2 separate regions of the Homo sapiens genome follow, and region 1 is linked to region 2. The links are chromatin loops, found by intact Hi-C in ENCODE. Cell type or tissue: Caco-2. All regions are shown on one strand. Each heading gives the region's core, and the rest is flanking DNA. Links, peaks and the distances in the headings are about the cores only.

Region 1 (8,329 bases), core at 310-8,309, 52 kb before region 2:
CCTGGGGCATAAGAAGTGCAGTGCAAGTGCTAGTTGTCGTCCTGCATGCATTCCTTGACTTCCTCGATGGAAGGACCAGGGCTATGTTTCGTACTTTCATATCCTCCTTGGTGTGGACATTTACTGGCTATGAGGTGGAATCAGAGGAAGTGAGAGCCTGAAAGACTTCAGTGATCGCAGAGCTGATGCTCCACTGATAGAGGAGATGGGGCGGGGATGCCACTGGGATTTTCTGTGTGCTCCAGGGAAACCTTTCCTTTCCTCAGGTCCAGGATGAGGAGACACAGCAACGTCCCTGTCACCACAGTTATTGAGTGCTTGCCCCGTGCCTTCAACAAGCCAGGGAAACAGACACATAACCAGATGATGCGAGTGCGATGCGTGTTTCGATAGGCACCGCGGAGGGCAGCCAGGTGCCTGGGAGCACTCACAGAGGAGCTCGTCTAGTTAAGATTACTTTCAGCTGTGCCCAAAAGAAACCCGACCACAGGGCTCAAGCACCGGGGTTCATATTCTCCACACAACAGGAGAAAGGAGGTCGGTAGCCCAGGGCGGACATGGTGGCTCCATGATGCCTTCAGGAACCCAGGACTTCCTTCTACTCTGCCTGAGCACGTGGGTTTCAGCCTAAGAGTTGTAATATGTGTCCCCATTCGCAGGTGCTGCATAGGAGTCCCAGGCAGGAAGTAGGCAAGCACATAGAAAAAGGGTAAAAGGCAGAAATGAGGCCAATCTCTTCCTTTTTAAAAGGAGATTCCTAAGAATCTCTGCCCAGCTGCTTCCTCTTACATCTTATTGACCGGCACTGGATCACACGAGTGCTTCTAGCTGCATGGGAGTCTTGGGATTCTAACAGGAGGAAGGAGAGGGCAGGCAGAGGGCAGCTGTGCAGCTTCTGCTGGAGACACCAAACCGTTGGTGGAGGGATTGGGGTGCTCAGAGAAGGCTTCCTGGAGGGTGTGACGGCAGAGATGAACTTAAAGGCCAAGTGGGGGTTACCCTGGGGAAGCAGGGCAGGGTTACAAGCATTCCAGGGACAGGAGGCAGCATCAGTGTTTTAATGAAAAGATGGCAGTTCCTATAACAAACTATAAACAATCAAATAAAGGCTTAAACACAATGGAAGTTTATTTCTCAATAACGGAAAGTCCAAATCCATGATGCTTTAAGTCAGGGACCCAGGTTCCTCCCATCGATGCCTCCCAATCTGCCATTGCTAACCTGGGGCTTCCACGATGGTCACACTCCTTGGAAGTGAGAAGAGCAGACAGAGGACATGTGGGAGGTTTGAGGGACAGGCCTGGAAGCAGCATGTGTCACTCCAGTGCAGAGTCCATTGGCCTGCGCCGGCTCCAATGGCTACCTCTCACTGCAGGGGCAGCGGGGAAATACAGCCTGGCTGTCTACCCAGGAGGAAGAGTAGCCAGTTTCTGCCACAGTGATAAGGTTAGAAAATGTTCAGTCGGGTGTGGAGTGATTATTTCTCCTGTGTACACAGCAGGTGGAGAGGGGAAGGTGCCCTAGATATTGGACAAGAAAACTAAAGTCATTGGAAGTTTGTCTTTTGCTCTAAACTTAAGGCCTTGGCTCTCTCATTTGTAAATCAGGCTCTTGGTGAATTTGGTTAGCATGAATTCATTCTCCAGCACCAACTTACTCCAAAGTGAGCTAGACTTGATGAGCTTCTCCAGACTAAGCACGAGATCTTCAGCTCATGAGTCTATCACGTGCAGTCTTCTGAGTCCCAGCTGCATCCCCCAGCTCACCTTCTTCATTTCTTGGTATGAAAATAAATCTGATTAGAGAGTCCACTGAAAACAACGTCCTCCACAGTAGCAGCTTCAGTTGGAAGAGATCTTTGTACACATCTAGTCTGATCCCTGCCCCATTAGAGGTCCCATAAGTGATGATCTAAGCCAGCAGTGAGCTTATCACCTCAAAATTTATTCTCTTTGGGATAGATCTAATTGTGAAAATCTGTTTTTCTTTATATACTGAGCTGAAATTTTTCAGTTTGTAAGTTCATTTCTCTAGAGCTACACAGGGTAAATGTACTTCAGCCACAGGAAAACCTTTTGAAACATTACACTTGCAGGAATTATAAACAAAATGTAAACATTCCTTACAATGAATTTCTCCTTTTCTTAACCATGTAAGGACTGTTCAATTTAAGACAAGAATATGATTGAGTGACTTTTGTATTGTAGGCAGAGGAATGAGGCTGACTGGAACAAGAGCTGAGCTTGTCTTTTAATCTTCTATTACACGGTGACTATCAGGAGCTGTGAAGGTTCTGAAATTTGACCTTATTTGCAAAGTTAACAAGTGAGTCTGCCATAGTTTCAGGATGCTGGCAGAAGATGTGAGATTCCTGGGTTAGAGATAAAGGGTGGTTAATTACTCATAGCAATAGCAGTAGCCTGAGCACCATCATTTTCTTGTGCTGGTTCCCCAAGTCCCAATTCATGGGAGACAAGCAGAGCCAGGTGACAACTCCATATACAGGGTGTGTTACAGGAGAGGAGCCCTGAGTTTAGGAAACCCCAATCTTTTATTATGGGCCATAAGTAAACCTGCTGAGCTTTGCCTAGGGGAAAACATGATCTTTATTGTACCGAACAGCAAACAAACCAGTCATTTCCTCCGGAGGGAGACACTACCTCTGTTTTCCAAGGCTGATCTCATGCAAACATCCTTGAAAAGATTATCCAGAGCAAAGACAGCCAGCTCTGCTGCTTGTAATATGTGCAGAAACAAGAGGCCCCTGGAGAAATGTCTCCCATTAGCATTCACGTTTGACTTCATTTCAACTCTTTCATAAAATATGCAAATCACCTAAACCTGTGCACTTATTTTTCTAAACCTCCCACCAAACCAAAATTCCATGCTAAAAGATACAGGAGCTATTACAGAAAAAGGAAAAGGGAAGGTGGGAGCTACATTATCTCATTATTTCCCTACTCAATTTTATTTACAAGTTTCTCTATTCTTTTCATTCACATCCAAGAGAGTGCTTTTCCTCCAAATAATGCAGATAGAAGAAACTGATTGGTAGCAATGCATGAATTCAACTGAAACTTTATATAGATTATATAAAAACTGGAAGCTTTGGTGGAGGGATCATGACAGACGAGAGGCAGGACTAGATTGCAGCTCCAAACAGAGCAGCATGCGAAGGCTTGCATTGTGAATTTTAGCTCCAGATTGACTGCAAGAACAGACTAGCAATCCTGAGAGGACCCACAGACCCTCTGAAAGAAGCAGACTGCTCCTGTAGGACCCAGGAGACCCTCAAATACTGTGAGTGCCCCAATGTGGAAGTGGGAAAGGGAGACCCTCCTCTCCCGAACACACACCCCTCACTGGAGAAGTTTCTGACTTTACCTGGAGGTGAGTCAAGTTAGAGAGCTGAGCCAAGCAAAATACAAGGGTAGAGGAAGCAGCAGAAAGGCGCTGGGAGCTCGCTGGATACCCAAGCAGCCCATTCCTGCCTGGTACCACAGGGATCCATCAGGAGGGTGGCAGAGGAGCAGGAGATAAAACTCCATAGGAAGGAGGACTTCTCTAGCTGAACTTTGTTACAATTTGCACGGGGCAAGAAGCCTCCTGGCCAGAACTCGGGGAAGGGCGTGAATCCGGCTTGCAGACTTCACAGACGGGGGAAGAACTAAAGCCCTTTTCTTTGGCAGCTGGGAGGTGGAAAGCCTGGGGCAAGTTTTCAAGTCCGACTTGCCCTCCACCCGGAAACAGACTCAGGGCTGTTCGTGGTGGGGCATGGTGGGAGTGAGACCAACCCTTCAGTTTGTTCTAGGGCCCCTGCCCACCACTGGTCCCTTGCCACACTAGTACAGCTGATGCTTTCTGGAAAATGCCACCTCTTGGCAGAAGGCCAACCATCACAAAAATAGAGTATTAAATCCCCAAAGCTAAGGTCCTTCACAGAGTCCACTGCACCCTCCGCCACCTCCACTGAAACAGGCGCTGGTATCCACGGCTGAGAAACCCATACATGGTTCACATCACAGGACTCTGTGCAGACAACCCCCAGTGCCAGCCCGGAGCTGGGTAGACTCACTGAGTGGCTAGACCCAGAAGAGAGGAAACAATCACTGCAGTTCAGCTCACAGGAAGCCACATCCACAGGAAAAGAGGGAGAGTACTACATCAAGGGAACACCCTGTGGGACAAAAAAGTCTGAACAATAACCATCAGCCCTAGACTTTCCCTCTGACACAGGCTACCCAAATGAGAAGGAACCAGAAAAACAACCCTGGTAATATGAAAAAACAAGGCTGATCAACCCCCCTCCAAAATTCCCACTAGTTCAGCAGCAATGGATCCAAACCAAGAAGAAATCCCTGATTTACCTGAAAAAGAATTCAGGAAGTTAGTTATTAAGCTAATCAAGGAGAGACCAGAGAAAGGCGAAGGCCAATGTAAGGAAATCCAAAAAATGATACAAGAAGTGAAGGGAGAAATATTCAAGGAAATAGATAGCTTAAAGAAAAAACAATAAAAAAAATTCAGGAAACTTTGGACACACTTTTAGAAATGCAAAATGCTCTGGAACATCTCAGCAATAGAATTGAACAAGTAGAAGAAAGAAATTCAGAGCTCGAAGACAAGGTATTTAAATTAACCCAATCCATCAAAGACAAAGAAATAGAATAAGTAAATATGAACAAAGCCTCCAAGACCGCCTGGTATTATGTTAAATGACCAAACCTAAGAATAATCAGTGTTCCTGAGGAAGAAGACAATTTTAAATGCTTGGGAAACATATTTGAGGGAATAATTGAGGAAAACTTCCCTGGCCTTTCTAGAGACCTAGACATGCAAATACAAGAAGCACAAATTTGGGAAATTCATTGCAAAAAGATCTTCACCTAACCACATTGTCATCAGGTTACCCAAAGTTAAGATGAAGGAAAGAATCTTAAGAGCTATGAGACAGAAGCACCAGGTAACCTAATCTATAAAGGAAAGCCTATCAGATTAACAGCAGATTTTTCAGCAGAAACCCTATAAGCTAAAAGGGATTGAGGCCCTATCTTCAGCCTCCCCAAACAATTATCAGCCAAGAATTTTGTATCCAGTGAAACTAAGCATCATACGTCAAGGAAAGATACAGTCGTTTTCAGACAAACAAATGCTGAGAGAATTTGTCCTTACCAAGCCATCACTACAAGAACTGCTAAAAGGAGCTCTAAATCTTGAAACAAATCCTGGAAACACATCAAAACAGAACCTCTTTAAAGCATAAATCACAAAGGCCCTATAAAACAAAAATACAAGTTAAAAAGCAAAAACAAAAAAACAAAAATAAACAAAGTAGGCAGGCAACAAAGAGCACGATGAATGCAACAGTACCTCACATTTCAATACTAACATTGAATGGAAATGGCCTAAATGCTCCACTTAAAAGATACAGAACCACAGAATGCATAAAAACTCACCAACCAACTACCTGCTGCCTTCAGGAGACTCATCTAACACGAGGACTCACATAAACTTAAAGTAAAGGCGTGGAAAAATGCATTTCATGCAAATGGACACCAAAAGCAAGCAGGGGTTGCTATTCTTATATCAGACAAAACAAACTTTAAAGCAACAGCAGTTAAAGGAGACAAAGAGGGACATTATATAATGGTAAAAGGCCTTGTCCAATAGGAAAATATCACAATCCTAAACATATATGAACCTAACACTGGAGCTCCCAAATTTATTAAACAATTACAAACAGACCTAAGAAATGAGATAAACAGCAACACAATAATAGTGGGGGACTTCAATACTCCACTGACAGCAGTAGACAGGTCATCAAGACAGAAAATCAACAAAGAAACAATGGATTTAAACTGTATCTTGGAACAAATGGACTTAACAGATCTATACATAACATTTCATCCAACGACCACAGAATACACATTCTATTCAACAGCAATGGAACTTTTTCCAAGATAGACCATATGATAGGTCATAAAATGAGCCTCAATAAATTTAAGAAAATTGAAATTATATCAAGCACTCTCTCAGATCACAGTGGAATAAAACTGGAAATCAACCCCAAAAGGTACCTTTGAAACCACGTAAATACATGGCAATTAAATAACCTACTCCTCAATGAACATTGGGTCAAAAATGAAAACAAGATGGAAATTTAAAAATTCTTCGAACTAAATAACAATAATGACACAACCTATCAAAAGCTCTGGGATACAGCTAAGGCGGTGCTAAGAGGAAAGTTCACAGCCCTAAATGCCTACATCAAAAAGCCCGAAAGAGCACAAACAGACGATCTAAGGTTACACGTCAAGGAACTAGAGAAACAAGGACAAACCAAACCCAAACCCAGAAGAAGAAAGGAAATAACCAAGATCATACCAGAACTAAATGAAATTGAAATAAACAACAACAACAAAAAATATCTCTACTTTGATGATTTTTTTTTTTTTTTTCTGAGATGGAGTCTTGCTCTGTCACCCAGGCTGGGGTGCAGTGGTGCGATCTCGGCTCACTGCAAGCTCCGCCTCCCGGGTTCACGCCATTCTCCTGACTCAGCCTCCTGAGTAGCTGGGACTACAGGCGCCCGCCACCACGCCTGGCCTCCTTTGATGATTTTAGGTCGTATCCCTGGGCTATGGATTCCTGTTAATCTGCCCGAGGCTTGGGCTGCCACACCTGCTTTGCATTTTGTGAAACTTCTTCTAACTTAGCTTACTCATCACGTCCATAGAGCCTTAGGCATGATAATTTTTGCTACTGTTTCCTTGGTCACACTAATGTCTTCTGTTGTGATGTCCTATGTAGCTTTGCATATTGCTATTCAAACAGCTCAGTATGTGGAGAACTGGACACACACAGCCAACCAAGCGTGGCTACTTCAGAATGGAATTAACACTGAGCTACAAACTGAAGTGGCAGTGTTGAAATCCATGGTTCTATGGTTAAGGGAACAAGCACAAAGCTTGCAGTTGCAGCAGCAATTGCATTGTCCTTTTAATCACACTCATATTTGTGTAACCAACTTAGAATACAACCGAAGTGAGTATCCGTGGGACCTTGTGAAAGCCCATTTGCAGGGAGCTTTCACATCCAACGTCACCTTTGATATTGGTGAATTACAAAACAACATTATTAATTTAAATGGGCAAACATAAGACTTTCAGCCTTCTTTAGAAGACTGGACCGAATTCCAGCAAGGCCTGGAGAGCCTCAACCCTTGGACCTATCTAAGGCACCACATTAACATCTTATATGTAGGTCCTGGAATAATGTTTTGTCTCTGTCTTCTGTTCATAGTCTGTAAAATCAGATGGACCATCAATCGGAAAATGAGAGCTGCCCAGTCTGGCCTTACATTCTTTCAATTAATACATAAACACAAAGGTGAGATGTTGGGAGCCAAAAAGGCCAAAGTGATTGTGACCAACTCACCATTCCACTGGAGGCTATATGATCAAACAGCAAACTGTTTATCATGAATGCAGGATGTGAGCAAACTCACATTGTGCCCGCTGCCAAAAGGTTTGCTGAGGGCCTCACTCCCTGGTGCCGGGCTCCTTGAAGTTATCTACTGGGAAATCTAGCACCTATTGTTCAAAGAATGCAGTCTTGCAAGCCTGCTGTGAATCTAACCGCCAGCTGAAAACCAGCCCCCGACTTCTCGCTATCTCTTTTGTCTAATAAATATGGAGGGCTGTGTAAAGCTCAGGGCTCTTGTCCACTAGAGGCAAGGTGCCCCCTGACTCCTTCTTCTAAACATATTCTTTCGTCTTTGTCTTTTATTCCTGCATTCGCCCCCATTTGTTCAGTTCCCCCAAGGTCTGGGCAGGTTACAAATCGCCACTAAAGAACTTACTCATGTAACCAAATACCACCTGTACCCCAATAACTTATGGTAAAATAAAATAAAATAATAAAAATTGAAAAAAAAACTAGAAGTTTTATATGACAAAAGATAAAATGAAGGACTGCATTAGAAGTCAGGTGAGAGACTTGGATAAAACATTTGCGACTTTTTAAATAGACCAAAGATTAATATCCAGGCTATTGCTCCTAACTGTCCCCCATCTGCAAAAAAATACCGACAAGCCCATAGAAAAAGGACAGAGAATCTGAATTAGTAATTCCTAAAAAGGGAAATGGAATGGGCTGATAATCTTTGAAGACGTGTTTAACCTCAAGCATTCAGCAGGTAGAAGCACATTTAGGGAATGAGATAGCCTCAATATATTGGTAAAAATGTAAAAGGCTGATAATAGCTGGCCTTGGTGAGGTTAGAAATAAGCACTTTCAATGTGAGGGATGGTAATATAAATTGACACAA
Region 2 (8,329 bases), core at 144-8,143:
AGGCGGGAACCGGGGCTGCGCTCGGCGCTTGCGGGCCAGCGCGAGTTCCCGGTGGGCGTGGGCTCGGCGGGCCCCGCAATCGGAGCAGCCGGCCCGCCAGCCCCGGGCAGTGAGGGGTTTAGTACCTGGGCCAGCAGCTGCCGTGCTCCATTTCTCGCCGGGCCTTAGCTGCCTCCCCGCGGGGCAGGGCTCGGGACCTGCAGCCCACCATGACTGAGCAGCCCGCCATGACTGAGCCGCCTGCCGGCGCCCCAGCCATGGGCTCCTACGCGGCCGGAGCCTCCCCGACGAGCGCCGCCCCCTAATCCGCGGTGCCCAGTCCCATCAACCCCCAAAGGGCTGAGGAGTGCCGGTGCACAGCGCGGGATTGGCAGGCAGCTCCACCTGCTGCCCGCTGCCGCATCCACTTGGTGAAGCCAGCTGAGTTCCTAAGTCTAGTGGGGACTTGGAGAACCTTTATGTCTAGCTAAGGGATTGTAAATACACCAATGGGCACTCTGTATCTAGCTCAAGGTTTGCAAACACACCAATCAGCACCCTGTGTCTAGCTCAGGGTTTGTGAATGAACCAATCGGCACTGTGTATCTAGTTAATCTGGTGGGGACTTGGAGAACCTTTGTCTAGCTAAGGGATTGTGAATGCACCAATCGGCACTCTGTATCTAGCTCAAAGTTTGTAAATGCACCAATCAGCACTCTGTGTCTAGCTCACGGTTTGTAAATACACCAATCGACACTGTGTATCTCGCTAATCTAGTGGTGACCTGGAGAACTTTTGTGTCTAGCTCAGGGATTATAAACGCACCAATCAGCACCCTGTCAAAACGGCTCAATCAGCTCTCTGTAAAACAGACCAATCAGCTCTCTCTAAAATGGACCAATCAGCAGGATGTGGGTGGGGCCAGAGAAGAGAATAAACACAGGCTGCCCTAAGACAGCAGCAGTAACTCACTAGGATTTTCTTACCACAGTATGGAAGCTTTGTTCTTTTTGTTTTTTAGGTCTGCACTGCCTTTATGAGCTGTAACACTCACTGCAAATGTCTGCAGCTTCACTCCTGAAGCTAGTGAGATACACGAACCCACCGGGGTGAACTAGCAACTCCAGTACATGCCGTCTTAAAAGCTGTAACACTCAGGCGAAGGTCTGCAGCTTCACTCCTGAGCCAGCAAGACCACAAACCCACCAGAAGGAAAAAACTCCAAACCCATCGGAACATCTGAGGGAACAAACTCCAGACACACCGCCTTTAAAAACTAACACCGCGAGGGTCTGCAGCTTCAGTCTTGCGTTAGTGAGACCAAGAACCCATCAATTCTGGACACACTATCAACTTTGTTTCTCCAAGGGTGCTTCTTAAACTGGATGATGCACACCCTAGGAGTGTGTGTGTAGGATGGGGTTTGAAGCAGTAGGGTAAAAAACCTAGCATACATTCTATTCCAGAGGTGTCAATTTACCAGACAACAGTTATTTTAAAACTTTTTTATGCAAAAACATGTTATAGGGTGGAATGCAACATTTTTATGGGCCTGTGGGCCATTTGTATACATCTTTGGAGAAATGGCTATTTAAGTACTCTGCCCATTAATTCTAAACTTAAAACTAAGACTTCAAAGTCCCTCTAAGGATTTTGCTGGGCCACATCCCAAGACCCTGAAGGGTATTACTTACTCGCCCTCTCCAAACTGCCGAAGTCGGAAGCAGGTGACAAAAAAGCTGACCCTGGAATCACCTTTTGTAAATTTCCCACCTCCAAGCTTTTCGATAGTTTGTAACACTGGCTCCTCTCCCCAAAAGCCTTTCCTTCAAGTCCCAGCAACTCTCCCTGACCCTGCTGGGAAGGCGCACCAATTACCTGTCATTCCAGGAAAGCTCATAGCATAAGATGATCCCATTGGTCATCTCCCAGAACCAGACTTTCTGAAAAGTCCTCAAGGACCAGCTAGTCCAATCCCTCACTGAATAAAGGAGAAGCAAAGTCTAGGGAGGTGAGGTGATTCGTTGTCCTCCTAATTAGCAGGTGAGCTCCTGGCAGGGCTGGGGTTTCATCTTCTGGGCTCTCTGCAAGGTCGTGCCCGGCACGGGCCAGGAACAATTTCATAAACTCGTCATCTAGACGGCCTTTGACTGACACCATCTCTCCGTGTGGAGGAGCCGCTGGGGTGCACGGGGCAGGTGTCGTCCGTTTCAAAGGTAAAATAACCCAGCTGCAGACCTCCAGAGGCCGACTAGAGCCGGGGTCAGAAAACAGGTTTTCCCTCTCGGGGACAGCGCCCAGGGGACCGGCATTAGAACATCGGCTGATGTTTCATCTGGTCAGGGAACCATCCAGCGCTTAGTACACCTGGCGCTAATCGGCGGGGATTAATCTCACACCCCGCAGCTGGCGGAAAGCAGCGGGAGGAGGCACCTAGCCCTGGGGTTGAGATCCCAGTTCCCGCGTGCGCAAACCACGCCCCTGTAGATTCTCGCTGCTGCGTGTTCGCGCGCGTCCCGGAGTGCGCATGCGCAGCGGCGGGGGTTGTTCCGGCTGCCTTTCACTGAGGGGACCCGCCAGTTTCTAACTCAGTGGCGTTTGCCCTGATTCCCGGGGCCTGGCTTTCAGCGTAGCAATTCTGCCGGCGAAGAAGGTGAGCGCAGTGCTGTGTGGCAGCAGAGCTCCTTAGGACGAGGAGCAGCGGGACGAGGAAGGGCAGACTGGTGAAATCGCAAACTGGGCGTCTGTTCCGGCGCCGGACCCCTATTTGCAAAGGTGGGTGGCCCGTCCGGAGCGGGAAAACATTCCGGAAGTGGAGGGCCGGGCCAGCGTGATTGACAAGCGGGAACCCCTGTGTGGGGACGGGTAGGCCTAGGAAGGTTGTGCCTGCGGTGGAACTGGGCGGTGCGCAGAAGTGGGCATTAACAGCAGCCGCGTGTCTGGGTCTTAGATTTGGCCCAGCTGTGTTGAGCTTTTCATGGATTATCTTACGTAGATAAGACACTGCAACAGTGAGTGAGCGCTTGTAACCCACCTGTCTCTTACGGAAACTGAGCCCCAGCGATGCTAACTTTAGCAAGGATACAGCTGGGATCCTAAACTTGGCAATCAGAGCCCAGAGCCGATAAAGTTAGCTGCATGAGTCTAGCTTCCCCCAGGGCGGGAATCGAGGCGGAGCAGGGTACAGTACGGAGGCCAGGAATGAGTGCACTTGACCAGATTGTTGACGGAAGTGTCATAAAAATGGACTTAAATGCTGATAAGCAGCTGTTTGGGTTCCACACAGGGTGCGAGCTCAGGATGCACGTTGGAGGGGACACAGGGCCAGAGCAAGGTGGGAATGCGGGTATTATGGGCCAGGCCATCCTCCAGCTGGTGGAGCACCGCAGTACTGCAGTGTGTGGCCCTGGCTTAACAGCAGTGCGGAAAAGCTTTTTTCTTGGGGCTGTGGTGCTTTCCAGGTGTGTGAAGTTAAAACATTTTAGGGCCATACGGTAGATAGTACCTGCCACATAGTTGTCTTGGTCAGCCCCGGCTGCCATGACAAAATACCATAAACTGGGTGGCTTAGACACAGAAATGTGTTTTCTCACAGTCCCAGAGGCTTGGGATGTCCAAGATCAATGTGGGGAGGACACAACTGAGCCCACAACAATAGTCTGTACTCAGTAATGAGTGATAATTGGGGACTGAAGAAAATGAACACGTTAAGAACTAATATGTTCCTGAAGTGCTTTCACAACTCTAACCTCGTTTTATGAGCGTGAGCTTTGCTGTCCTGGTGTGTGCCTTGGCACTGGGAGGTGATGGTTGTCCTCCACACAGCCAACCTGAAGAGGGCTGAACAAGTCACTGCAAATGTTTTTAATAGGGCTTAGTGAATCCGTTATACTCAGATTTATCTAAACCTCTATGATTTAGCCTGTGCTGCTTCTGGAATAATGAGATCCATAATTACCACTGATGGGGAAGTGAAATAATACTTACGTTTCTTCTGTATTGTTTAGTGTTGTCATTCTAGAGTTTGGTAACCAAGTCTGTCTTTTTTATCCCACTTATCCTGGTGGGAGGAAAAGTGAGGAGATAGAAAGTTTCAGGTGGCTTGGGGGTCTGGCAGATGTGGTTCAAATCCTGAGTTCAAGCACTTGCTGAGTGACCTTGGGCAAGTCATATAAGTTTACTGAGTCTCAGTTTCTTTCTCTATAAAATAGAGCTTATAAAAATACCACACAGGGTTTTTGTGGGGTTATCTGAAAACGGTTTGAAACCATTAAAGAACTGGCCATTTAACTAATAGGTATTCAAGTCATGGGACCTCCGTTACCCAGCCTCGGAAGAGAAACCTTCACTTACAGCCCCGATGTCTGGCTGGCTACTCATTCGTTCATCAGATTTTTGTTGAATGCCTATGAGGTGTCGAAGCACCTAGTTCTGAGTCCTGGAGCCAGAGAAGAGCAAGACAGACAAGGTTCCTCTATTTATGGAACGTATATTCCAGTGAGGAAGAATAAATAGGTTCAGATGGTGCTAAGAGCTATGAATAAATTAAATACAGAGTAATGTGATTTTTTAAAAGTGACTTAGAGCAAGCTAGGGGGTGAGGAGTGGGGGTGGTGTTTGACCACTGTCCAGCGGCCAGACAGCCGGAGAGGCTTCTCTGAGGAGGTGAGCCAAAGCCTGGATATTGAGGAGGACTCCTTCTCCAGGCCAAGGGGAGCAGCAAGTGCAAGGCCCGAGCTGAGTAGATGAGGCTGGGAGCCTGACCAGTCTCAGGCTGACCAGTGCTCTGTCTTGAGAGGAGCTGCTGGTCAGCTTTTTGTCTTGGGATTCAGAACGAGGAGACATGAAGACTTTTTACTTGGCAGTGGGAGCTGAAGCTGAAAGGTCCAGGGGCTGATGAGGCCACGTGTAAGCGAAAGTTTGGGATAAGCAGAAACCGAGTGCGCTGAGGGAGTGAGATTGTGGCTGTATCCGGCACCTGGCTGAGCAGGAGAGTGAACCCCGTGGGTGTGTGTTTGCTGGTGACGTTCCTGGAGCTGTCTTGAAGTCCGAGCTGCCTTGCAGCTTGTAGTCTGCCTCTGTTTTTGGCTTTCCCAGATAGTTTCAATTCTTACTCTCAGTTTGTGAACCTCCCTTCAGTGAACCTCCCTTCACTTATGCTGGATATCTCTTGCAACCGGATGAGCTTCACTAAAGCAGAGTCATTTGGACCTGGATTCGAATCCCTGGTTTTCCACTTTTTAGCTGTGACTTTGAGCAATTATTTAATTTCTGTAAGCATCAGTATCCAGTAGCTGTATCCTTATAGTGTTGTACAGATTAAATGAGATAATAAAAGCAAAAGACCACTGTAGAGTGTTTAACACATAGGAGGTACTCAAAAATTTGTTAGGTACCTTTCTTCCCCTTTCCTTCATGTGTTAAAGCTTTTTCAGTACATACCCCTCTCTCAGGATTGAATTGTAAATCATGTTTTTTGATTACCCTTCTTGTAATAATTCCTCTACCTCTGTAGTCATGTTTTTCTTTTTTCATTTTTTCTTGTCCCCAGAATGTCTAACAAAACAGCCAAATATACCTCTGTGAAGACAGAGGGTAAAATAATGCTAGTTCTGTGAGTTCTCTCTTCTTGTGCAAATCCATAAACTGCCACCAATCTGTAGTCATTTTAATTGCCCCTAAACCGAAGAGCATCGTGGCAACTACCTTTCCCCTCGTAAATAGAGTGACACTATCACTAGTCTTATTGAGGCCAAAGTTATAAAGATGGGCTCTCGATCTACTAATATTAGTAAAATGGGTTTGGGACTTACTAACATTTGTGCTTAGAAGAGACAGACCTGGCAAAGAGCTTGGAGAAGTGAGTTCCAAAGAGAGAGGTGTGGGAACCAGGATGGAAGAGTCAGGCCTCCAGATAGCGTTTACTTCTCCTTTCTTCCTTGAATCACTGTCTCAGAGATAATTAGGTTCAGGAGAGGAGAAAAAAAAAGATGACGTCAACGTGGAGCAGAGTTTTTCTTAGACCTTAGCCTAGCAAGGAAAGAGAAATGCCTGGTCTCAGTACTGGGAAGCTGTTCCAGCCAGAGCCCCGTGGCTGTGAAGAGAGCTCTCCTGTCTGGAACCAAACAGAAAGCTCATAGGTCTAGAGGCCAGAAAAGTTAGTAGGTGGTGGCTCTGTTCGGTGCTGGAAATGGAGGCCAGGATGAACTAAGAAGCAAACTAAAGATACTTGTAAGATAAGGACGTGTAGGCCGGGTGCGGTGGCTCACGCCTGTAATCCCAGCACTTCGGGAGGCCAAGGCGGGCGGATCACGAGGTCAGGAGATCGAGACCATCCTGGCTAACACGGTGAAACCCCGTCTCTACCAAAAAAAAAAATTAGCTGGGCGTGGTGGCGGGCACCTGTAGTCCCAGCTACTCGGGAGGCTGAGGCAGGAGAATGGTGTGAACCCGGGAGGCGGAGCGTGCAGTGAGCCGAGATTGCGCCACTGCACTCCAGCCTGGGCGACAGAGTGAGACTCTGTCTCGAAAAAAAAAAAAAAAAAGATAGGGACGTGTATGTTAACTTGCGCTATCCAAACAACAAGCTGTGCTTATGGTCCTCTGCCTGTGCGTCATGATTTTCCAGGACTTCACAACGGGATAAAGTGAAGTAGCTTCGGCTTGTGAATGTGCATTGCAGAGACGTGGGAGAAGAAAGCTGCAAAAGTCATTATAAGCAACACCCTTGATCTTAGGGGTGCTGGTCTGTGAGAAGAGAGCTCTAAGCCTTTTGTAGAGGCATTAGAAAGGTATCGGAGCCACGGTGAAATGCAGGGGAGATTGGGTTTAGGGGCTTTCCTGGTCTGCATTCTGCTACAGCCGTTAAATGCCGCTAGATGGAGTGCGTGATTCTGGTATGGCCTCACGTGGACCTGCTGCGAAGGATGGAGAGAACATGGTCTCTGCTTCCCAGAAAAAAGGAGAAATTTGGTAATAAGTGTGGAGACTGCTCTTAAATAATGCTCCAGATTTCAAGCCACTTCTTCCTGGACCATGAGAGAGCTCCCTAATGTTGTATTTATTTTTCCTAGGTCCATGGCTAATGAAACACAGAAGGTTGGTGCCATCCATTTTCCTTTTCCCTTCACACCCTATTCCATCCAGGAAGACTTCATGGCAGAGCTGTACCGGGTTTTGGAGGCTGGCAAGATTGGGATATTTGAGAGTCCAACTGGCACTGTGAGTATGAACAGTGAGAGATACTGAAAAGGACAACTTAACAGCAGCCGTACTAGCTTTTCCTGTTTGCCTATCCAGAGATTTTCATAGTTTGAAGTTGGGCAGAGTAGTCTCTGTTTATCTGAGTAATAGTCACTTCCTCTATTAAAGTCTTTTTTTTTTTTTTTTGAGACGGAGTCTCGCTGTGTCGCCCAGGCCAGAGTGCAGTGGGACGATCTCGGCTCACTGCAAGCTCCGCCTCCCGGGTTCACGCCATTCTCCTGCCTCAGCCTCTTGAGTTGCTGGGACTACAGGTGCCCGCCGCCACGCCCGGCTAATTTTTTGTAGTTTTAATAGAGACAGGGTTTCACCGTGTTAGCCAGGATGATCTCAGTCTTCTGACCTCGTGATCCGCCCGCTTCGGCCTCCCAAAGTGCTAGGATTACAGGCATGAGTCACCGTGCCCGGCCTAAAGTCTTAAACATAGCTCTGTGGTCTGAGAAAAATTAGGCTGAAGTCATTGGTGCCTACCTATTACGGTAGATGAGACGGCTTTCTTACCAACTCTTTTCCCTCCCGTTCCCCATCCTTCAAATATAATTCTAAGTTTTAGTCTCTGCTGAGTGAACCAGTGTGTTATGATTATGTTTTGAACATAATTTTGTCTTGAACAATATGTCTTAATATTCTGTTTTTTCTAGTTAATAATTGCCCTTTTAAAGTTAGTTTAGTTTTTAATATACCTATGCCAGTTCCTCCCACATCATCCAGTGGCCTCTCAATATGATTTTCCATACAGATAACTCCTGTCTTAGTCGGCCAGGACTGCCATAGTAAAATACCATAGACTGGGTGACTTAACAGGAATTTATTTTCTCACCATTCTGGAGGCTGGAAAGTTGAAGATCCAGATTCTGGCAGGGTTCTGGTTCTGGGGAGGGGGTCTCTTCCTGGCTTGCAGATGGCTGCGTTCTTACTGTGGAGCAAGAAAAGACGAGGAGGAGAAAAACAAATCTTTGGTGTCTCTTTCTCTTTTATGAGGACAAGGGCTGCTCCCTTATGGCTGCTCCGTTATGACCTCCTTTACCCTTGAAGGCCAGATCTGTAGTAGAGTCACATGGCGGGGTTAGGATTTCAACATATGTTTGTT

What was found. Hi-C counts contacts between places; a loop is a spot of excess contacts. Peaks named below come from ENCODE experiments on the same cell type or tissue, not always from the same donor. Only the 100,000 strongest peaks of a DNase experiment are listed, where the experiment ranks them.
Region 1: a loop joins it to region 2, with 4 times the contacts of the local background. A loop is called at or near these places in 2 of 110 quality-filtered maps.

Annotation. Positions count from the first base shown.
Region 1 is chr12:31,019,659-31,027,987 of GRCh38, forward strand. It overlaps DDX11-AS1 (DDX11 antisense RNA 1), which reads right to left. Exons shown (of 3, transcript NR_038927.2): 3 at 1,105-2,371. Among named protein-coding and RNA genes, the nearest start is that of TSPAN11-AS1, 18 kb to the left of the region's middle. In Caco-2, for the core only: no CTCF peak of the experiment used is centred there; no DNase peak of the experiment used is centred there.
Region 2 is chr12:31,071,338-31,079,666 of GRCh38, forward strand. It overlaps DDX11 (DEAD/H-box helicase 11), which reads left to right and starts at 2,523. Exons shown (of 27, transcript NM_030653.4): 1 at 2,523-2,754; 2 at 7,053-7,200. The coding sequence starts at 7,057. DDX11-AS1 (DDX11 antisense RNA 1) reads right to left here and starts at 2,510. Exons shown (of 3, transcript NR_038927.2): 1 at 1,858-2,510. RefSeq lists enhancers at 2,174-2,705, 2,578-2,687, 3,218-3,377, 3,238-3,767. In Caco-2, for the core only: a CTCF peak has its summit at 3,353; DNase peaks (open chromatin) are centred at 1,848, 2,484, 2,834, 3,384 and 1 weaker place; H3K4me3 peaks cover 2,819 bases.